Regions from separate parts of the Homo sapiens genome. Here all the other regions are linked to region 2. The links are chromatin loops, found by intact Hi-C in ENCODE. Cell type or tissue: MCF 10A. All regions are shown on one strand.

Evidence for each region. Hi-C counts contacts between places; a loop is a spot of excess contacts. Peaks named below come from ENCODE experiments on the same cell type or tissue, not always from the same donor. Only the 100,000 strongest peaks of a DNase experiment are listed, where the experiment ranks them.
Region 1: a loop joins it to region 2, with 4 times the contacts of the local background. A loop is called at or near these places in 2 of 110 quality-filtered maps.
Region 3: it touches region 2 in a loop (16-fold over the local background); 60 of 110 quality-filtered maps call a loop at or near these places.

What each region holds. Positions count from the first base shown.
Region 1 is chr11:29,429,285-29,437,284 of GRCh38, reverse strand. All of the region lies in intron 2 of LINC02755 (long intergenic non-protein coding RNA 2755), which reads left to right. Among named protein-coding and RNA genes, the nearest start is that of LINC02755, 160 kb to the left of the region's middle. In MCF 10A, a CTCF peak has its summit at 4,366 (motif pointing left); no DNase peak of the experiment used is centred here.
Region 2 is chr11:27,694,417-27,702,416 of GRCh38, reverse strand. It overlaps BDNF (brain derived neurotrophic factor), which reads left to right and starts at 1,962. Exons shown (of 2, transcript NM_001709.5): 1 at 1,962-2,253. BDNF-AS (BDNF antisense RNA) reads right to left here. Exons shown (of 7, transcript NR_033315.1): 7 at 4,246-4,939. In MCF 10A, CTCF peaks have their summits at 3,288 (motif pointing left) and 7,180 (motif pointing left); DNase peaks (open chromatin) are centred at 2,826 and 3,286.
Region 3 is chr11:28,694,513-28,702,512 of GRCh38, reverse strand. No RefSeq gene overlaps it. Among named protein-coding and RNA genes, the nearest start is that of LINC02758, 160 kb to the right of the region's middle. In MCF 10A, a CTCF peak has its summit at 4,388 (motif pointing right); DNase peaks (open chromatin) are centred at 242 and 4,402.

The DNA of each region.
Region 1 (8,000 bases), 1.7 Mb before region 2:
GCATCTGCTCATTTTCTGTGGAGGCCTCGGGGAGCTTTTACTCATGGTAGAAGGCGAAGTAGGAGCTTGCACATCACATGGCACTCCTTCACATCTCTTGTAGGAGTGAGGAGGGAGGAGGTGCCAAACAGTTAACCAGATCTCATGAGAACTCACTCACTGTTGCAAGTACAGTGCCAAGCCATGAGGTGTCTGCCCCCATGACCCAAACACCTCCCACCAGGCCCCACTCCCAAAATGGGGGATTACAATTCAACATGGGATTTGAGTGGGGACAAATATTCAAACTATATCATGGAGTCAATGGTAAAAAATGTTCAACAAAGTTAATGATACTTCCTTATTGCAGGACTTCTCAGAGTCTTTGTTAAGCTACTCTGGTATTTCAAATTCCTGTAAGAGAACCATAGAATAAACATTTGTCAACAATATTTCAAACTTTTTTCTTACAAAATGATCTCATGTTTTGTCAGAAACAATTTGAAAAACGCTTCTTTATAGCAAAATTACAATTTCTCCTAGTAGTATCATATATTCTCATCTCGTTGCAAAAGAGAAATAAATCGAAACTCTCAGTTATAGTGGCTTTTTTAAAAAGTGTACCATGGAGACAATTTGACCTTGATTGCAGATGATCCTGTGCTTAAACTATTCCTCTTAAAGAACCACTTTGGACTTGGAAAGTTCTTCTGCCTCCAGGGATGTAATGAAATGAAAGTTTCAATGGAAGGTCTGTGTTGCCAGATATGCTGAGAGCAGCAATGTGGGGGTGACGCTCTACCCTCTTTTGAGGAGCCTTTGTAATTGAGAGGTCAGAAGTAAATGGAAGCAAAAGCATCATTTTACAGCCCTATTGATATATTCTAGTCTTCCTCTTTACTGTTTCCATCCTAAGTGAATTGTAAATTTATTTATAGATGCTACTGGGCACTTTACAAGGTATTTCACTGCTTGCCAGTATCATTTTTTAACAACTGGCATTGAGGAGCTGGTTTAATAAAGCCCAGCATTAATTTTTTTTAAGTTAATTCATTTAGGTCATATCTGTAATAAGCAAAGGTTTTTGAACCTTATAAAAAGTATTCTCCCTTTTCAAATAATAATTATCTGTAGCATGTCAGAGTGATTCTTAAGAGGTAGAAAGGGAATGAATTAGAACTTAGTTTTCAACATTTGTGTTTAACACTTTGCAGGCATGTTTATTATCAATATATAGTATACCACAAGCATTTTCAGCATCAATTATTTGTGAGTGAAGTCAAAGGTCCATGATGTTCTGCATTCTGTAATTTTGCTGAAGCAGTAGGTTAAATTACTTGTAGAGAGACTGGTGTGTGGAGGCAAGTCACTTAGGTCATGCATATGACACCCCAGTATCTCCTCCCTATCTCTGGCTAGCAATGGGGTTGTGTGATGAGGCTTAATAAATGGTCCCCCAAATATATCTGCAACCCAATCCCTGGAACTTGGGAAGGTTACTTGATACAGCAAAGAGGACTTTGAATGTGTGTGTGATTAAGAATCTTGAGATGTGGGAAAATACTCCGGATTATCTGGTTTAGCTCACTGTAATCACAAGGATCCTTATAAAAAGGAGGCAGGAGGAGTCAGAGGCAGAGGAGAAGGTGATGTAATGACTGAAGGAGAGACTGGACTGCTGCACTTTGGAGTCACTGCCAAGAAATACAGGCAGCCACTAGAAGTTGAAAAGTCAAGAAAACAAATTCTTCCTGCCTAGAATCCAGAATAAATTAGCTCTAACTACACCTTAACTTTAACCTAGTAAAAATGACTTCAGACTTCTGACTTCTGCAACTGTAAGAGAATAAATAAGCATTGTTTTAAGCCACTACATTTGTGGTAATTTGTTTAGCAGCCACAACAAACCAAGGCAAAAAGGCAGTTGAATGAATGGACAGTCTCTGGACCAGTACTGCTAGAGATGAGGTCCTGGCTCCAGTATATACTAGCTTCAGACCTGGGAGATTTTGGCAGTAGCCCTTACTCTCATTTGCTGCATTGACTGTAATATTTTAGAAAATGTCAGTATGAACTCCAATCACAGAGAAGTTTTAATAATTAGTATACTGGAAATATAAAGTATTTAGCCCTGGGCTTAGCACAGAGTAAGGACTCAAATGTTACTTGTTGTCATTGCTAAGAGGCTATAAATAACATTATTTTGTTGTTAAATGGTTACTGAGAGAGAAAAAAACATTAAGACCAAAAATGCTTGTAATATGAGGATTTTCACGGAAAAATAAGTGCTTTTAAATGGCTGGATTCAATGAAGACCAAAGATCCATAGGGAAATCCTGTTTCTCCCTGTGATGTTGGTGTACCCTTTTAACCTTTCATGAAAAATCCAATTATATCCATACTTCATTTGAAATATATGCACTGTGGTGAATACATGATCTATTTCTGGCCTAAGTAACACATTTTAGTGAGGAAAGATAATAAGCAAGTAAACAAACAAACAGACAAGATAATTCAAAGAGTGGTAATTGCTGAAATGGAAACAAATTAGGCTAATGTAAAGAAAGTGTCCATTGGCACCACAGATGGTCTAGGCAGGTAGGACTTCCATAAGCTGAGACTTGAAGGATGAAAAGAGGCCAGGCATTGGTAGTATTGGAGCCTTCCAGACAGAGGGAAGAACCAACTTAAAGCAGGAGGGATTGGGGTGTGTGTGTGTGTGTTTGTAGGTTGGGAGATGCTCAGTGTTGCTGGAGCAGAGGAGTGAATGTGTAAACTGTAAGGGTAGAAAGCCACGGGATTATGAAAACATGCATAGATCATGGCATAGAGTTGGAATTTTTTTAAGGGCAATGAGAATATTTTGGAGGGTGTCTTAGTCCATTTAGTGTTGTTATAAAGGAATAACTGAGGCTAGGTAATGTATTAGGTTGGTGCAAAAGTAATTGCTGTTTTTATCATTGAAAGTAATGGCAAAAACTGCGATTAATTTTGCACCAAACTGAAATAAAGAGGCTTATTGGCCCATGATTCTGCTGGCTGGAGAACGGAAGATCTGGTGAGGGTGTCAGGCTGCTTCCATTCATGAAAGAAGGTGAAGGAGAGCCAGTTCGGAGAGACCACATGACAAGAGAGGAAATAAGACAGAGAAGTGGGAGGTACTAGGCTCTTTTTAACAAGCTCTCACTGGAAGTAATAGAGCTAGAACTCATTCACTCCTTCCAACCCATCTGTTCATGAGGGGGGATCCACTCCCATGTCCCAAAAACCTCTGATTAGACCCCACATCCAACACTAGGATCAAATTGCAACATGAGATTTTGAGGGAACAAATATGCACGCTATAGCGGAGAGTTTTAAACCACAGAGTAGTATTGGTATTTTTTTTTTTTTTTTTTTTTTTTTGAGACAGAATCTCTCTGTCGCCCAGGCTGGAGTGCAGTGGCACAATCTCGGCTCACTGCAGGCTCCGCCCCGCGGGGTTCACGCCATTCTCTTGCCTCAGCCTCCAGAGTAGCTGGGACTACAGGCACCCGCCACCTCGCCTGGCTAATTCTTTGTATTTTTTTTTAGTAAAGACGGGGTTTCACCGTGTTAGCCAGGATGGTCTTGATCTCCTGACCTCGTGATCCGCCCGCCTCGGCCTCCCAAAGTGCTGGGATTACAGGAGTGAGCCACCGCACCCGGCCGTATTGGTATTATTTATATTATATTTGAAACAATCACTCTAGTTAAAATGCAGAACATAGATTGTAGAGGCGCAAAAAGAGAAATAGGAAGTCCAATTAGTGGGTTTTGAGTTCATTCCAGCAAGAGAAAGCGATGGTAGCAGTGAAGACAGACATAAATGGAAATTTTAGCAATGGGTTTGGAAGGTAAAGTCAAAGCATTTGTGACGGGTGGGTTGTAGAATAGGAGGGAAAGAAGCAATCAATTTATGTCTACTAGATATTTGGATTAAGAAACGTGGGAAATAATATTTTCATTTTCTGAGATGGCAAAAGCTTTGAAGGTGTAAGGGTTGTGAGAGAGAAATTGAGTTTTGTTTGGCTGTGTTTAGGTGTAAGGTACTTATTAGACATCCAAGTTGAAATATTGAGCTGGTAGTTGTATACACATGTTTAGAGTTCATAGAATTAAGATATGTAATAAATAATAAAAATTTAGACCTTGTGATAATGTATTTCATAAGATAGTGATATGCTGAGGTGAGTTTGAAGTGGTTTGTTTTCGTTACTGTGTGCTTTAGCTTTGTTTTTTAGTTGTGTTTAATGTGGTGGTGGTATGGTAGTAGTATTCTCCAAAATGATTCCTACTCAAGCAAAATATCTTTTTGGAAACCAGAGAACTAAGGAAAAGATAAGTATTATTAAATTCCTGCTGCCACCTAGTGGTACCATCCAAAATTAAAAAGAGAAAAACTGGGAAACAATCTGGACTGTCGGTGGGACTCGATGGTACAGTTACTTTATCCAACCCTAGCTCATTTTACAGATGAGAAAAGAAAGACCCAGAGAAAGAAAGAAAGTGAATAGCCCCAGATCTCATAGCTACTCAAGAGTTGCTTAAATCTATTTTAATAATTTCTACACTGATCTAAAACTAGCTTTATCCAAATGGATTAATATTTGTTTCAAACTTTATTTCACAATTTACTTATTTTTGCAGCCATTTAGAAATATCTTTCATAACTGGTCTTTAAAAACATTCCCATATGTTTTCCCAACTCTCAATAACTAAAAGGAAGTCGATTTTGTTATTATTAGAGGATGCACTGAGAAAATAGAAGTATGAAATTAAGATATATTAATCGACACCTTGAATCAATGTTTAGCACCAGGCAACATACTTTGCTAAATATGTCTTAGTCCAGCAGTCCCCAACCTTTTCTGGTACCAGGGACAGGTTTTGTGGGAGACAATTTTTCCATGCACCAGGGGCGGGGAGATAGAGGGATGGTTTAGGGATGATTCAAGCGTGTTACATTTATTATGCACTTTATTTCTATTATTATTGCATTGTAAGATATAATGCAATAATGAAACAATTCACCATAATCTTGAATCAGCGGTAGCCCTGAGCTTGTTTTCCTGCAACTAGAAGTTCCCATTTGGGGGTGATGGGAGACTGACGGATCATCAGGCATTAGATTTTCGTAAGGATTGGGCAACCTCACATGCACAGTACACAATAGGGATCATGCTCCTATGAGAATCTAATGCCACCATTTATGTGACATGAGGCAGAGCTCAGGTGGTAATGCAGCCATGGGGAGTAGCTGTAAATAAAGATGAAGCTTCACTCATGCTCATCTCTTGCTGTGCCACTGGGTTCCTAAAAAGCTAGGACCAGTGCTAGTTCATTGCCCAGGGGTTGGGGGTCCCCTGTCTTAGTCAACCCTGTGGAAGGGGACAGCTGTGACTGAGGAAGTCTTACAGGCTGTACCAAATAGCAGCAAAGAACTCAGAATCTGGAGACAATAATATCCAGGATTTGAATTATAGGCATTGCCTAACAGTCTTGTGACCTTGAACAAGTTAACCTCCCTATGTATAGTTTTCTTATCTCTATAAAAAGTCAACCACGTGTGCTCACAGTAAGAAAATTTAAGTGATTTTAAAAATGAATTAAAGAGTCTCTTTTAAAATATAGGTGTTATTGGCTGGGTGCAGTGGCTCACGCCTGTAATCCCAGCACTTTGGGAGGCCAAGGCTGGCGGATCACTTGAGGTCGGGAGTTCGAGACCAGCCTGACCAACATGGAGAAACCCTGTCTCTACTAAAAAATACAAAATTAGCCAGGTGTGGTGGCGCATGCCTGTAATCCCAGCTACTCAGGAGGCTGAAGCAGGAGAATTGCTTGAACCTGGGAGGTGGAGGTTGCAGTGAGCCGAGATTGCGTCATTGCACTCCAGCCTGGGCAACAAGAGTGAAAACTCCATCTCAAAATCATAACAATAATAATACAGGTATTATTGTTATTTGGGCATGGCAAGGACAACAGTTCAGGAGACGATTACCTTTAAAAAGATAGCTTGTTATAGTCACAGATCACAAGAGGAAGCAGTATGACACACGACTGGGGCCACATGAGGAAGCACCAGGGTCATTTGGGAGGCAGAGGGAGCAAGGAGAAAATGTTGGCAAGAGTCTTTATTCTGGTCTCCCCAGGAAGAAACAGGCAAGGCAGGGTGATCAGGCTTAGGATTGTCCATTTTAAATAATTGTGGGGCGCTCCAGGGCATAGCGCCTGTCCCTAGTTTTCTGGTATCTGATCCTGAGGTGATCAGGACAGGAGAAGAGTGGCCTAGTTTGTAAGAGCAGCATAAAGAGGTGATTGCAGTTTGGATTCTGGATTGGTTGGTTTGCATGTGAAAGGCACGCTCCCAGGTGAGTTGTTCACTATTTCTAGAAATCGTCTAGCCTTGCGAGGGGCAGTATCTTAGGGGCCAGTATGGCATCAGATGTCAAAGCATCAGAAACATGTGATTAATGTAAGGTCTGTCTCATGGAAACCCAGAATAAATTGTGGCCATAATCATGACAATAATGATAATATAAAGAAATATTTGTATGATGCCTGCTCCCCAAAATATCAGTCTTTCCTGGACACACAAAAATGAACACGAATTTACACTGATGTAGTAAATATGAGAGTGGAGAGTCATACAAGGTGTTGTGGGTGTGCAGCTGGGAAAAAGGGAGAGATGGATTTAGTTTGGGGAAGGAAGGCTAAAAGAAGAATGCATGAAGATAATTCATAAATTGGTCCTTAGGGAATGGGTACGAACGAACACAATGAATAAAATTTGGTTTCAGGGTGAAGAAAGACATTATAGAAGGAGGTAATAATGCACAATGGCAAGGAGGGGAGAGTATATACAATATGAAGAGTGACCTGGAATTCACTATGGCTTGGAGAGAGTTTTACAATTAAAATAATGTTGTTTTTTATAATAATGAGGAAACTATAGAGGAAAATAGATTACGTTTACCAAATACTTACTCTGTGCTGAACCTTTGACCTGTACCATCTCATGTAATCCTTAAAAAAATCTTAATGAGGACAGTACTTTTGGTATCTCTCTTCACAGAAAAGAAAATTATCCTTTAGTAAGTTTCAGTGTTCTGAGACAGCAGTGGTGGAAGCTGCAAGACCTCTTGAGCTTTAGGCTCAGAAATCGCACTGTGTCACTGTGTCATCTTCTATTGGTCAAAGTAGAGTCACAGAGCCACCCCAAATTCAAAGGCTAAGGAAATGAAGCCCATCTGTTAATGAAAGTTACTGCAAAAAAATTGTGGCCATATTTTTTACTTACTACCAAAATAAGTCTATTATTTGCTCTCATTCACTGAAAGTAGGATCTCAAAACCAAATATAATAGGAAAATCAGGTACCAAATTCCCCTAGAATCCCTAAAGAGATAAAGAAGCATCCTAAGGAACCCACCGCATGTGGGATTATGTTTAATCCATTATAATGAACCCCTAAGGATAGAATAACTCAGTTTTTTATGTGTCATCATAATCATCATGACAAAATTATGAGGTAAGGATTATCAAGTTATTTTGCATAAGATAAAAATCTCAAATAGGTTTGAAATTATTCTTGAAGTTGCACAGCAGTCAAGTGGTTGAGCCAGGATCAGAAGCTCGATGTATATGAATCCATCGTGCTTACTTTTACCACTGCTCATAGGACAGCGTGGTGCAATAAGTAGTGAGGTTACAGGGAAGGTATTTGGGAAAGTGAATTCCAGCCTGGAGCACAGCGGAGCTGTATCTTTGACAGTAGGAAATGGGGGCCTGCAGCCAGGAGAGAGTTTTGTGATAGATATGTCTATTTTATCACTGTCAACATAACAGCAATATTCAAATTGCAGGAGTATATAAGCTTCCCAGAAATAAGTGTGGAGAGGAAGTGTAGGAAAAAGATAAGAAAAGAAAGTTAAAGAGGATACAAGGAGATTAGTTTAAAAAGGAGGAAAAGAGATAACAGAAGAAATTAGGGAATAGAAGAGA
Region 2 (8,000 bases):
GTTGTACCCCCAAGAGAGTGTTTCTCAAAGTGTGACTTCAGATTGTCTGCATTCGAATTGCTTGTGGTATTTATTAAAATTATAACTCCTGGGCCCTGCCCCACCCCTACTAAATCACAATTTCAGGAGGAGGGACCTTCATTTTAACACTCACCCAGGTGATTTTTATGCTCCGAGGAGGTCCAGGGACTCCAAGTTAAGTACGGTACTGCTGTCTTATTCTTTATTCTAAATTTTAAGGTCTGCACAAATTGGTTGAACTAATGAGAAGAAAATTCAGCTTTAAAGCAGAAACACAGGTAGACGGTTGACAGAGTTCATCAAATGGATAATTGAAAATGTCCTCTGGACCCTAGCCATATAAGTTCTCTTCAAGGGTCTTGGCTACAGGCAAATGAGAACCCGAAAGGCTATTTGCTCTTTTGCTGCGGGCAGTGGTGGGGGTGGAGGGCGGGGGAGGATTAACTGAGCCAGTTCTGCCCCCACCCTCGAATCACCTACCCCCACTCTGGTTAAAGCAGAAGACTTTTTATTTATCTTGGCTGCCCTGGTTCGTTATTAAAAGGGTTAGCTTATACGTGTGTTTGCTGGGGCTGGAAGTGAAAACATCTGCAAAAGCATGCAATGCCCTGGAACGGAACTCTTCTAATAAAAGATGTATCATTTTAAATGCGCTGAATTTTGATTCTGGTAATTCGTGCACTAGAGTGTCTATTTCGAGGCAGCGGAGGTATCATATGACAGCGCACGTCAAGGCACCGTGGAGCCCTCTCGTGGACTCCCACCCACTTTCCCATTCACCGCGGAGAGGGCTGCTCTCGCTGCCGCTCCCCCCGGCGAACTAGCATGAAATCTCCCTGCCTCTGCCGAGATCAAATGGAGCTTCTCGCTGATGGGGTGCGAGTATTACCTCCGCCATGCAATTTCCACTATCAATAATTTAACTTCTTTGCTGCAGAACAGAAGGAGTACATACCGGGCACCAAAGACTCGCGCCCCCTCCCCCCTTTAATTAAGCGAAGGGAACGTGAAAAAATAATAGAGTGTGGGAGTTTTGGGGCCGAAGTCTTTCCCGGAGCAGCTGCCTTGATGGTTACTTTGACAAGTAGTGACTGAAAAGGTGGGTTTGTTTTCTTTCTTTCTCTTTCCGTTTTTCTGTTTGGTCGGCTAGAAAGCGTGTGGCTTTAGCGAGGTCTGTCATTGCCTGGGCTTCCTGGCTGGAACAAGTAACTTGGTGTAACGTTATCTGGGGGCGTTCATCAATAAAAAATGCTGTTATTATCTTGATTGAATTCCTATTAGGCAAACTCTAGAGAGGTCAGTGCGCGAACTCTGTTTAAGCCGGCGTGTTTAAGGCAGCAGAGTAAACCAATAGCCCCCATGCTCTGTGCGATTTCATTGTGTGCTCGCGTTCGCAAGCTCCGTAGTGCAGGAAGGTGCGGGAAGGTGTGTCTGTGGCCCGGGAAACGCACGCCCTCTCCCAGAGAACTTGGGTGCTGGGATGGGGAGGAAGGGGAGAGTTGAAAGCTAGGGGAGCGAGACCTCGGGGCGTGCGATTCTCACTCGCTCCCTCCCGCCCCAGCGCCCACAGCCGGGGTTTCTGCAGAGGGCGCGGGACGCGGGGTTCCCCGGGGCTGAGGCTGGGGCTGGAACACCCCTCGAAGCCGCGGGCGTCCTGTCCAAGGCGCCCCAGGAGGGCGCAGGACTCGCAGGGCGATGTCGCGGGGCCCTAGGGGAGGAGGTGAGGACAGGCCCCGGGGGAGCGGGGAGTTCCGGGCGCCCCTCGGTTCCCCGCGCGAGGAAAAGACGCGGCGTTCCCTTTAAGCGGCCGCCTCGAACGGGTATCGGTAGCGCGGGCGAGCGGGGAGCGGGGGGCGGGGGGCGGGGGGGGGGGGGCGGCGCCGTTTGACCAATCGAAGCTCAACCGAAGAGCTAAATAATGTCTGACCCGGGCGCAAGGCGCAGCCTGGAGCTCCGGGTCCCCGACGCTGCCGCCGCCGCGCCCGGGCGCACCCGCCCGCTCGCTGTCCCGCGCACCCCGTAGCGCCTCGGGCTCCCGGGCCGGACAGAGGAGCCAGCCCGGTGCGCCCCTCCACCTCCTGCTCGGGGGGCTTTAATGAGACACCCACCGCTGCTGTGGGGCCGGCGGGGAGCAGCACCGCGACGGGGACCGGGGCTGGGCGCTGGAGCCAGAATCGGAACCACGATGTGACTCCGCCGCCGGGGACCCGTGAGGTTTGTGTGGACCCCGAGGTAGGCAAGCGCTGGGAATGGGGCTTGGTGCAGGAGCTGCCCGTCCGCGGGAGAGAGTTGACTGGGGGATCCCCCACCCCAAAGTTGTGGGACGAGGCCAGTCTCCTTCTTTCCTCCCCTCCGGTAGAAGGGACGATTTGGAGTTACTCTTGGGGAGTTTTCTCCCCCATCCCACAACCCAGAAGGTCAGCCGGCACCACCAGGGAAAAAGGGACCCGGGGAAGTCACGAAGTAGAGGAGGGAAGGCCTGGAGGAGACCCAGAGCTGCGTGATGGGAGCAAAGACGGCGACCCGGGGATCCCTCGCAGCCCTCCCCCAGCCCAGGAGTAGTCGAGAGAGACTTAGGGGGCCAGAGCTGTCGAGGGTCCTGACTGAGGGGAGGGTGCTGGGGCTAGGCTAGGAATCCTTCCAGGGGGTGGGTGGTCCCCGCGCCGACTTGCGGGGGGAGTGGGAGGGAAGCTTGCGCCTTCAGCCCGCATCCCTTCCCCGGAGCTGCACACGGCTACCTGCTCCCCAGGAATTGAGACTGAAGTGGACTTACAAGTCCGAAGCCAATGTAGCTTGGAAAACTTGGGAGGCGGAATTCCTACCGCTGGGAACTGAAAGGGTCTGCGACACTCTCGGGCAGGCCGAACCCACATCTCTACCCATCCTGCGCCCCTCTTCTGAAGCGCCCTCCAGGGAAGTTAAGAGTTTTGACTTTCGGGGAGTGGTTGGGATGTACGTGGGGGATTCTTGACTCGGGTTAGTCTCTGGGGATGCAGAGCCGGGAAGAGGAATGGGTGAGTGAGTTACTCCTGGAAAGAAATAGCTGAGGATTGGGGGCTCTGTGCCTGACGGGCAAGAAGAAGGGGAGATTACAGACTAGGGGCATCCCTAAGGAAGAAGCCTCGGGGCTGCGAGGGTGAACTGGAGGATGCAGTGTTTGTGTGTTGGGGGTAGAGCGGGGATGAGGGACCGGGGTGGAGGGGAGGCGAGGAGGAGGAGGGGACCCAGAGAACGAAGCTAGGGAAGGTAGAGGGTGCCCTCTGCCGGCCATGCTGCCAAGAGCAGCTACTGGGGGCGGGAGGCTGGGGGTGGGGAAGTGGTAAAGGAAGGTTTTGCGGGATCCCTTAGAGAGCTGGTAGGAGGGACTTGTTGAATGGTGCTGCTGACTCCAGCTCGGTGGGGCGTGCGACTCGTCGTCGGTGGATTTTGACTCCTCGTTCTTGTTTGGCTTCTATGCAAGTTTTCCTCGCGCTGGGGGAGCTTTGATAAGCCTCGATTGGCGGTGTGTTAGGGCTTCTTGGATCTTATTTTAGGGTCCTCTAGTTATCCTGCACTTACTCCTTAATGTCAGTAGCAACCAAAGAACATTTTCCGACAAGCACGCAGGAATGTTCTTGGCCAGAAGCAAAGAAAGGCATATTTCTGAGTGTTTATTAATCCTCCTAGTAATCTTTTAAAGCAAAGTAATATGTAATTGGGAACGTTGATTTTCTAACTGCATATAAAAGGCGACATGATATTAAATGAGACCCCTCCCTACTGACTCAATATCCTGCAAAATCTCTCTCTCCCCTTTATTATTATGGAAAAATCTATTTTTATATGAGTTTGTTGTAAGGTCAAAAGCCATTTTGGTCTTACAATTTGATATGTCTTTACATTTTAACTTATTGAGGCATAATTACAGATTTAATTTGTATGAACGTGTGTGCCTTCAATGCTTATCTCATGCAACATAATTTTTAGGTTGGAGATTTCTGATGTTATGGCATGTAGCGTTTCAAGGCATTACACATAATAGGTAACATAGCATGTTGAAATTACACCACAAAGTTTTGACCCTGGGAACAGCACCTTTTAAAAACAATCACTAAACTCCTGTTCCTGTTTTCTGATTTTGCAAATGCCTTGCTTAAGACTTTTTTTTTTTTTTTTTTTTTTTTTTTTTTGGGAAATTTACCTCTGGGTTAGCAGGAGAGGTAAAAAAAAGGAAAGAGACACTTGTTGAAATGTAACCATAACCTTTACTGGAATTTAAAACATGTTGGTCACCATTACTGGAATTCCAGGGCCATAAAGTCGTTGTCTTTTTTTTCTTCTACTTCATTTTGTAAAATGTGATAAATGTTGGTAAATATAGACCAGTAGTAAGTATTATGACACTAAAAGCATTATGTATGTGGAACTATTTTAAGTTATTACAGAACATTTTCTATTTATAAATGATATAAGCAGAAAGAAATGATTTCCAGATAAACAAGGCTTACGTACATGTTTTGAAGCATTAGAACATTGCAGACACTCTTAGACATCACATTTTTTAAAGCAAAATAACAGTAATTTTTCACATACCTTTGGAGCCTTTCATAGCCCATTCAGAGCTGAGTTAGTAGCTGGAAGTTTCCTTTATTTTAAGGTGATATTTTAAAACCATTTAACATGTATAGTAGGTCAACATTGGTGCATCCAGAAAATGAAGCATTTAGGAAATCTGTTTCAGTGTCTTTTCAATGTGTGTAACTTTTACTTGCAAACCAATGGAACCAAGAAAGTCATCATTTGCCTAAAATGCAGTCATCACCTCAAATGATTCATTTATACTATGTGAGTTAATTGCCTTCATCTCATTAATGGCCAAGGAGGGAAGGGAGGTCCTGGGGTATTTCTTGTTCATTTTGACTCACCAGGAGGGAAAATCCTGTAAAAAAAGAAATGCAAATTTCTAAAATCCTGGCTCAAAGTCCGTGGGTTTCCTGTTTAAAAGGGGCGCCATGAAAATGTAAGCTATTCCCTTTTTCCTGGAATCTTTAAGAGTCCCAGCTTTTCAATAGTCAAAATGTAGATGATTGATATCATTTCTTATATGAATAGCACTGGTTTGTAGTTCAGCACGCACAGTGAGCTGGGCACGCCCACCTGATAGTATAGCAGAGAACTTGTTTACATTCTTTTTACATTCATCTTCTAAAACCTGGGGTGCTCTCTCTCTCTCTCTCTCTCTCTCTCTCTCTGTGTGTGTGTGTGTGTGTGTGCGTGCACGTGCGCGTGTGTGTAGAGGGGGAGAGAGAGAGAGAGAGAACTGTGAACTGTGAAATATAACACAGCCAGCAGCTTTGGGTCTCAATCGTAGACTTACTCTTAAGGAAATTTACAGAATGGAAAGGTCATGTTCAAGTAGTTTATTAACATTTTGAGATGTAGGAAATTAATCCCGGAGTACAGAAGAACAATTTCAGACTTCCTGAATAAAAACAGACAGCATAGAGAGTGGATGATAGCTAAACTCTGAATATCTTTTGAGAAGAAAGGCACTCCCATTTCAGGTGCCCATAATATGGATTTGATTTTAGTGATTAAAACATTAATTTTCAACTTGCATCTCCCTGTGTGGAAGAGTTCAATTTGTGTGAGGGGTCTCGCCTATCCAACAAAAGTGAATATGTCCCTTTTATAGGGTAATTGCTAACTTGTCTCAACTTGTTTTCAAACAATTGTTATAGAGCACTCAGTTTCCACTAATTGCAAAATTGTTGCTTAATTGAAGGACTCTCAGCCATCTAGTGCAGCCATTCAGCCACTGGCAGGCTCTGTGATCTCAAACTGTGAATTGCATTTTAAAGAGGAATCGAGGAGAGAATTCTGTGGAATTCTAGGTTTTAAGTGCTGGCTGTTGTTCAATGGAAGAGGAAATCATTTGAACAAGAATCGCATCAAGTTGTGTTGTGATAAATTTTCTTTATTAGGATGAATAACATGCACAGATGAGCTTCAAAAGTGAATGAGCAAACTTACTGGTTACACTCTGCATCCATTTACTCTGTTTAGTATGGAGTAATGTTAGGCAATAAATGATGCTGGCAAATGAAATCCGTATGTTATTTGCATGTGGTATTTAAACCTAGGAAACATAGAGTGGCTTTGGTATTTGTAGGCTTAGTCATGTGTGTCCTAAACGTCCTCTTAAACTTCTACTTAAGGCATAGAATTATTTAATCCTAAATAATTTTATACTTAAGTGCCTCACTGGATTTCCAGAATATTTACACTGTAAAGATTTAGAAAGGTCATGAACCCAATTATTGACTATATGGAATCATTATTGATGGCAGATGCAAAATGGAGCTCACTAATGTACTGACATTGAAAACCTTTTGCAGGGGAGAGGAGGGGGAGTGGTAAATGTGTGTGTTCTTTAAGTGGAACAGGAAGGTATTCTCTTTTCTGTAGAAAAATTTGAGTATCTGGTCAGATAAGTGTGGAAGCTTTCATTTAAATTAAGTATTTAAGTTCAAGTAGAAGCTCTAGGGCACTTATCCTCTTGATGAGACAAATCTTATCAAATATACTAGATGCTAAGAAGTGGCTCATTGCCCTGATGTCTCATTTATAGATTGATGTTTGAGGATGGGTTGCATTAAGTGAGTTAGGGGGCTGAGTGTGGGACAGGAGAACGATTGGAAGGAAGCAAAGTAAATTTACAAGCTTTAGTGACAGCCATAATAAAGTAAAAGTTTATTTCCAGAGAGCCTAGAGAGTAAGGAACGTTATATAGTTTTCCCCAAAGGTTCACTTGAAAGAACTTTTCATTGGTTGTCATGGTAGTAATGTCCTGATTTTGAAATCTCCCAGAACCTAGTAGCTCTTAAACATGCTTTCATCTTGGTTCCTTTGGTCTGACGGAAACTTTATGACGACCCTCTGTGTTTTTGACATGCCTCTGCATTTTTGGAGAGAGGAGGTCAGGCAAGGGAGGATTTCTTAAAACTAAGACAGTATAGTAAGGAAACATAAAATTATATGATAAAAAATCACTGAACTTCAAATTGACTTACTGAAATAAAACCTAGAAGGCAACCTGTCGTTTAATTACAACTAGCTTGTATAAAATTAAAATTTATAAAATGGGAATTCAAAGAAAATAAACGGGCAGTTCCAAGTAATTTAAGCAACTCACCAAAAATTGAAGTAATAGTGCCACCTAGAGAACAAAATCACCAGCTTTACTAGCCAAATGGCTTATTTCCATATGAACCATTTTTCCAACGCTACAGTTACTAGGATTTCCTTGTTACCATATTCAGATCTTGTGAGTGTGTATGGGGGTGGGGGTTGCATGTGGAATTACAGATGAAATTTTAAAACAAGCAGATCCACAATTTGATATATGCACTAAATCCTTTTAACGTTGTAATGTAGCCAAATGTAGAATAGCATGCCAGGAATCAACGGCTAGCATCCTTTTTAACATTTATTATTTTCATGGATATGTACCAAACCGAACCATTGAGTATAAAGGTTCTGATTTTATTTATTTGCTACAGGCAATTCATTATACTTTCTGAGATACAATAACACCAAATAATTTGAGTAGAGAGACCTTTAAGAATGTTTTCGATTTATGATCTACCTTTAACTTTAATGTACTCAGAAGATGTGAGAATAAAATAAAGTCAAATATAAGCAAGATTTTAAACACACACACAAAAAACAAACAAACAAGAAAAAGGAAGAAAATTATAAGGATTGCCTTAACCTTAGAATAGATGAAGGTATACATCTGAGCCAGCACCAAAAAAAAAAAAAAAAAAAGTTATGGAACCAGGAACCAATAATTACAAATTGACTTAAAATTCTTGGATGACAAAAATCTATATTTAGTTCATTTTTGCATGCGCCCACAACAGCATCCAAAACAGTTCTGGGGAGGCACTTTGATAAATGTTGCTGAATGCACTAATAGATTGATTAATGGCTGCTTC
Region 3 (8,000 bases), 1.0 Mb before region 2:
TTCAGTGGGAGGAAGAGATGTTTTCTAAAGTGTTCCCAAAGCCTTTCCGAGGTCAATCTTGTCCTGAGGTTGCAGTAAATGCATAGAATTTGTATTCTTAGAAGTGGCTTGATGAGACCAGAGTAATCATAATTCTTATGAAGTAGATGTCATTAATCAATAGGAGGGGATATAAAAAGTCACACTTCTCCCTCCCTGTGCCAGGAAGGAGGATGGCATTCCATTTCTGGATGTATGCCATAGCCGGCAGTGACTCATCCTATGCCAACATACCACAGGGACGTGAGGGGAAAAGGAAGAAGTGAGGACTGTGACAGCCCAGGAAAGCAGTGGCCACCATAATCAATCCAACACAAGCCTTTTGTAATAGCTTCATTAATAAGAGTTTTGCTGAATCAGAGGCCTTTAGAGCTGGAAGAGGCTTCAGTGAGCATGTAGTAAAAAACCCTCTTTTTACAGATGAGCAAACTGAGTCCCAGAGGAAGATATGACTGCTCCAAGGACAGAAAGCAAGTGAATGGCAGAGACCAACACAGAGCCAGGAGCCCTCGATCACATCTCTGTACTACTACTCCTTTCGTAACAATCACAATAATGATGAAAACGTCCCAACCATCTGCATTCCAGAAACCATTTGTAGGTTGGTTGGGGAACTTAGTGTCCCCATAAAAATCATGATGTGTGAGATGGGGCTTTGGAGAGCAGTGATGAAATATTTAAGGGGACTGGAGTTGGGGCAGGGGGGTAATGACAGTTTCCAGATTAGTCCTTAAAACTTACTTCATCTAAAATCTATTGGAATAACCACTCTACAAATGAAACATGATTACAGCCAAGTCCCTTCCATAGCATTCCTATGGAATAATGCAGTTGGAATATAGGTGAAGGAGGCAAGCATGTACATTGTACCCTGAATGCCAATGACTCTTGCCAGAGAATCATGGATGGAATGTGGATGGAGGAGCTGTGTTCCAGCAGCATTAACTCTGCACTAATAGGAAAGGCAAGTCTTTCATTCAGTCACTGCCTAGTTGTCCTGATAAGAGGGTAAAAGGGAAGCAACAAAGGGTAGTGCTTTACTGTGCCACTCCCCCATTCAGATGTAGGCTTTACTAAGTCTGGTTCTCAAGATCCAGGTGTGTGACTGACCCACTGTGAGCTTTGCACTGAACTGGATTCTTTCATATGGTCTAGCTTGTAAGCAAAGACTGACCATTGCTGAATGGCTAGGGAGGATTGGATATAATTGCACTGACAACAACAATAAAGATAACAGATAGCTAAATGTTACTGTTTATATATTATTATGTGCTGCGTAATATGCTAACAATTGTACATATGTTGTTGGTACTCTTTACACCATTTAGGTTGATGATATTATCCTCACTTTATAGAAGATGAAACTGAGGCTTAGGACAATAAAACAACTTATTCAGTACAGTTTATAAGAAATCGAGGATACTAACACAGAATTGTCTGACTCACAAGTTTAGCCTTGCAAAAATGCCATAAAATAAAGCCCTTCAAGCCATATTGGATTCTACTTTGGGCATAATTAGCACTGGATACCAGTCAAATGCCACAGCCTCAGGTGTCACTGAGCTAGGATGTGGCAAGACTAAAATGTGATGATTTTCATTCATCAAATACATTTATAAAATGACTATCTATAAGGAAGCACACACCATGGAAGGCACTAGAATAACAAGATGCATAAAGTCCCTGACCTCATTAAGTTTCAGAATCATATCTTTGCAGTCTTGCCCACCAATACCTTCAACAAGAGCACCTAGATCATGTGTGTGTGTTTTTTTTAATTGACAACAATCATCTACCCTGGATTTTTTAGGCCAGTTTATATTTTAAAAAACTACCTCTTGGTCAGACCACTTTATCACTTTTTTGTACACTGAGATCAATTTCTCAACTGGTCTCTCAACCAGCACTTTCTCATTCCCCTCTAGACTATCATAATTATTTCTGCCAAATTTATTCCTCTGAAGCATAGCTCCTTGTTATCCTGTATTTACAGCTGAAGAAACTAAGGCTTAGAGAATCTCAGGAGCTTGGCAAGAGTATAACAATCAAGAAATGGGGGAGCACAATTCAGAGCCAGGTTCATCTATCACTGAGTCCATGTTCTTCCTCTCACTCCGTATCTATATTTTGGAAGCTGAACCTGAATGGTCATAAAATCACCAGGTCGTATTTCTTGGAGGAGCAATGTACATGAAGGAGTCTATTTTTAGCTGATTGGAAGAAATGCACCTTTAACTTCTAAACAGGCCCACAATCTACAGGGTAGTTGGGGCAAGCACCAAGCTACAGCATGGAAAGATAGAAGCTTCCTGGAGCAATAAAGAAGGAGGAGTAATGGATCAGCCATTCTCAGAGAAGAAGGGATGGGACACAAGATGGCAGCTAAAACCTGTCTGAAAAAACAGTCAGCTTACCTCAGTTAACAAAATGTCACAGAGCTCTGTCAGAACCTTCATACCCAGTAGACTGCCCTAGAAGCTTTTTGACCAAAGAAATTCACTGTAGCCTATTTAGCCTCTGAAGGCAAGGTACTGAATCTCTGAGCTCTGCACTTGACTGCTAAACACAACTGTTCTGTGGCTTCTAATGTTTATTTTTTTTATGTAACAGTGATATTATCTGTGTCACATCTTCCTGAGACTAGGGATTCTGCCTTTCACTTCTTTGAATCTCCATGATCAGAAGCTTACACAAAGTGAGGGAAAATTCTCACTAAATATTTGTGCTCTGATTTACACACTGATCTATTCACATATCAGCCAACATATGGAGGCAGATTATGCTCTGAATAGAAATACACAGGTGGTCTACCAGCGATTATGTAACAATGCCCCTAACTCATTTAAAGATCAGATTTTTGGCGACATCATCTGTCTGAAATATAGCCACAGAGCAGAACTTCATGGGGACAGGGCTGAGGGAATAGTTCTCACAAAGGCCACATGCTGTCTGCCACAGGATGAAGTGAAACAAACCTAACGTTACCACAAAGGGCTACAGGGTGTCAGAATTTCAAACATTTTTGTTTAGTATTATGTAACATAAATAAGAATATTGGTTTCCAAGATGCAGAGGTTTAGCATCAGCAAATAAGAGGTGGGAGAGGGGTGATTAGTACTGAAGAAGTGAGAATGGAGAGCTAACAGCTTATCAACAGGAGACAGAAGTAGTAAAACTACTAAACAGGGATATAAGCATCAGTAAAAATCACTCTAAAATCATCACTCAAAACAGAGGGCTTTTAGAATTGGTACAACTAGTTCTGCTCTACTCGGTAATATCTGAGAAGGTTATACCTGTGTACAGCGATTTTTAAAGTGTCTTAGGTCCTTGGAGATATGCTTCCTCTAGATCATTATATAGGTGATAAAAATGAAGATCAGAGGCTGGGCGAGGTGGCTTAAGCCTGTAATCCCAGCACTTTGGGAGGCTGAGGCGGGTGGATCACTTGAGGCCAGGAGTTCGAGACCAGCCTGGCCAACATGGTGAAACCCCATCTCTACTAAAAACACAAAAAAATATCCAGGCGTGGTGGTGCACACCTGTAATCCCAGCTACTTGGGAGGCTGAGGCATGAGAATCGCTTGAACCCAGGAAACAGAGGTTGCCGTGAGTAAAGACTGCACCACTCTGCTCTAGCCTGGACGACAGAGTGACACTTCTTCTCAAAAATAAATCAGTTAATTAATTATAATGAAGGCCAGAGATATAAGGATCTTATCCAACATCATCCTCCTAGTTACTAAGTCTCAATATATTTTGACACAAATATACCACACACTGATATACATGTTAGAGAGACACAAAAATTTAAAAGTGAAGTGCCATCTTTGCCCTCTAGGGGCTCAGGTTTGTTCACTGTGTATTTATACTCCTATACAATGCTCTGGCCAAGAGTTCAGTTTCATCATGGAGGAAGTGATGGTGCGGCGAGGAAAAAGCTACGAAGAAAAGGAAAGGGATCACAAAGCCATCAACAATCTGAATTCATGCAAAACCAATGTAATCAACAACTGTAGCATTTCACTAACACAGGTTAGTAATTCTCATTTAAAAGAAGATCAGGTTATTGGTGTTAATATATTTCATGTGTATATAGAGACCTATTGCTCCACACAAGATCATTAGGTTTTTTTCAGTGCACACAAACCACATCTTTAATAATCCACTTTGAGATTTTGCTGGGAATTAATGTGACATTATTTAATGTATACTTTCTAGAATACATTTCTCTTTCTGTAGCGAGAACTAAAACAAAATTTGAATGTGAGGGATTAATGCATACAACAAAGGGTTAAGGAGGGCACACCTCCCCTCCCCCAGTTCAAGTAGAGAGGTACTGTCACCAGATGCCAGCAGGGGGCAGCAAATAGCAGTTGAGGCTGGGAATTTAGGGAATTCGGTCTTGAATGAAGGACTGGGTAGAAATTTGGGGTACCCAGAACACTGTAGCTATTTTATTGCAGAGAGTGAGATGGAAAAAAAATAAGAAAATAAAAACTTAGAGTTTAGGGATGGGTCTCAAAGTAATAACTTTTTAGTGGCAAAATTATAACGTTTAAATTATATTTATCACACTTTATTTAAGAAGGTAGAAAAGTGTGCCCAGCATTTTAGGAACATTTTCACTAACAGCAGTTAAACTTTGTATAAAAGTTACTGAGTGACAAGTGGAACTTCCTGTAATCTAGAAAACTCACTTTTCTGGAATACACCTATTTAAGTGAGGTTTCACTGAACTATGGCTCTATAGGTTTGTAGACAAGTGTGTGTGTGCCTATGTGGTAATGGGAGGGGGAGCGATGTAGAAAGAGAGAGAAAGGGAAAAATGAAGAGATACAGAGTTACAGATGACAGAGAGAGAAAGAGAGAGAAAGGTGATGGGGTCAGGGAAGAGTGGGAGGAAGAAATCCTTTTGGGAATAACATCAAGTAAAAGAGATTATTCACCCCAAGCCTATTTTCCAAGTTTTCCCATAGTCTCCTTAAAAATAAGTCCTTCTCAAACTAAAGATATCCACACTTCCTCTGAACTCTAAGGTGAATTTCTTTTAAAAAAAAATTTATGGGACTTCATTCAGCTCCTTTCTCGGCTACATCAAGATGAATTTTAAAAAAATTTCCATTCTATAAAAAAAGCCTGCAATGATTTTTCTTTCCACTCTCCGAACTTAACAAATAGTCAAGGCTGAAAAGTTCAAGGCTAGCAGGATCTTAGCTCTCCTTGAAGAAGGAAAACCACATCAAATATTAAGAAAACAATGGTTACGTATTTTTAAAATTATTAATGTTCAAAATTCTAGATCTCCACAAAGGTAGAACACTTCCTTCCTGGTGTTGTTGAGGACCTTCTGTAAAGTCAGTTCTGCTGAGATGTTCCATGGTTAGGGTGTCAGCTATTCCAGTAAAGTGCTACTAAAAGAAAAGGACAGAGATACTAAAAAAAAATAATTTTAGGAAGGGCTGTCAATTGTGGATTTGCTGTGATAAATTGCCTTCATTTGGTTTCCTGAAATTATGAAAGCAGAAACATCTTGGTCATTAAAGATTTAGGGAGTTGTGGGAAAGGATCAGAGGTGAAAGGGAATTTGAAGTTGTTCAAAATAAATCCCCAACCTGCCCTTTCTGTTTTATCTCCTACCACTTGCCTGTGCACTCTACATCCTAACCACATTCCTCTTTCTTCCCACACTGTCACAAACCTTCCTCCCCTCTGGTTTTGCTCTTGTACCAGTATCTAATGCTGCCTCCCCCAACAGACTCCCAGGGCTCTCTCCAGAAAACCTTGGAAATTCCTATTCATGTTTCAAGAGCTAGTCTAAATGTCACTTTTTCTGGAAGAATTCCTTGATTTTATCGAGGCAGAAATAACCACAGAACTCTAAACAAACCTCTATTATTTTACCTAAAATAGGTTATTACAGTTATCTGGATATGTTGTCTCCCTGGTTAACTGTGACCAGCTTGATGTCAGGGATTTTGTCCCACAAATCTCTGTATCATCAGTATTGTAACCTGTGGTGTGGCATACAGTAGGTACTTCACAACTTTTAAAATTACCCTGTTAATTCCTTAGTCTAAGTGTATAACCATGCAAATTCTATCAACCAACAATTCTCAACCATATTGGTAAGATTGTATATTATTAATATAATAGGAATTAATACTCAGTATTTTAAGCAGATGTCATTGCATCTCTTGAGCAGCTGGATGGCTTCTCAGAAGACTCTGGTGATCTTGAAAAGTAGATGATCATATTCTATTATGTAGAAGACTGAGGTGACCATATCCAGCCAAGATAGAAAACTTTGCCATATGTGAGGAGCATCACTAGAGAAGGAGGGTGGAATAAAGATGACCTTGAATCTATACCCATCTGATAGAGGAAGCTCTTGTGTTCCTCTGCATTGCCCTCTCCCTGGGGGAATTGTCTATTTCCTTTTCCTTGCTTTACTTTCCTCTCTTTATGCCTTCAATACTTCACAACACTTGCCAGTTTGCCAATCTGTCTCCCCTCCTCGACTTAATCTAGCACATATTAAGGGCTCCAAGAATGATTGATGAAGGTCTAGATTCATGACTAGAGAAAAATCTGAGGAGACAGCACCCTCTGTATTTTCTTCCCAGCCAGGAATCTAGGCAAAGATTCTTATCGTGGTCTTTGCACAAGATCATTGGCAAATATTTTGAACATTTGTCTGGCAAAGCTTTAGAATTCACCAGTAGGACTTGATCTACCAATTGAAAAGTCCTCAATGTACAATAGATCTAATCATGAAAACAGGATTATCCAAAATAAACTAGGCCAGAACCAAACAGGAGAATGAAGTGCTTCATGTTAAAGTGTGAACTTGGGCAAGTCATTAACATCTATGAGCAAAGACGTTCTCATGTGTTAAGAGAGAGCTAATGATATTAGGTTGGTGTAAAGGTAATTGTGGTTTTTGCCATTAAAACAATTGCAAACCCACAATTACTTTTGCACCAACCTAATAGTAAGGTTTATTGAGAACTAACTGAGAAAACCCATGTAAAGTTAGCACAGAGCCTGAAATACAGTGAGAGCTCAAGTAATAGCCAGTCACCCAATAACAACAATAATAATAAACCTCAGCTCTGAAAAATGCCTCTAATAGCTGGTGTGTCCTACGAAATAAAGCACAATTGTTTTTATTAGGCATCCCTAAACAATATAATCCCAGTTTCCCCGTCACTCTAGGATCTGCTAGAATTGAAATGACTCCCCTCTTTTATTTTGATTGTTTTCATTGACATGAACCTGAAGTTTCACATCACCAGATGCAAACAGATTAAAGAGTTTCATGAGCCCTTCATTTTCTCCTAAATATGATTCTAAGTGCCACTGATAAGGTGAGAATCCTCACTAGCTTGTATTGCTAACTGGGTAGTGGACTACCCCTCCAGCAAAAGACAAGGTTGTTTTTTAGCCTCTCTAAAAACCTTCCTTGGGGCAAAGATTATGGGCCTGTAAACTGAAATTTGTTTTCACTTCCTATGGTGAAATTTTCTTCCAACTTCCCTTTAACTTACAGGCATACCTTAGAGATATTGTGGGTTTGGTTCCAGACCATCGCAATAAAGAAAATATCGCAATAAAGCAAGTCACACAAAAACTTTTTTATTTCCCAGTACATATAAAAGTTAGGTTTATACTATACTGTAGTCTACTATGTGTGCAATAGCCTTATGTCTAAAAAATGTACATACTTTAATTAAAAAATGCTTTATTGCTAAAAAAAATGCTGAAAATGCTGACACCTCTGTGCCAAAAGTGAACACATGCTGTTGAAAAAAATGGTGCCAATAGACTTGCTCGACACAGTGTTACAACAAACCTTCAATCTGTAAAAAATAAATAAATAAATAAAACAGTATCTGTGAGGTGCAATAAAGCAAAATGCAATAAAACAAGGTATGCCTGTATTTGCTTTACATATTTGG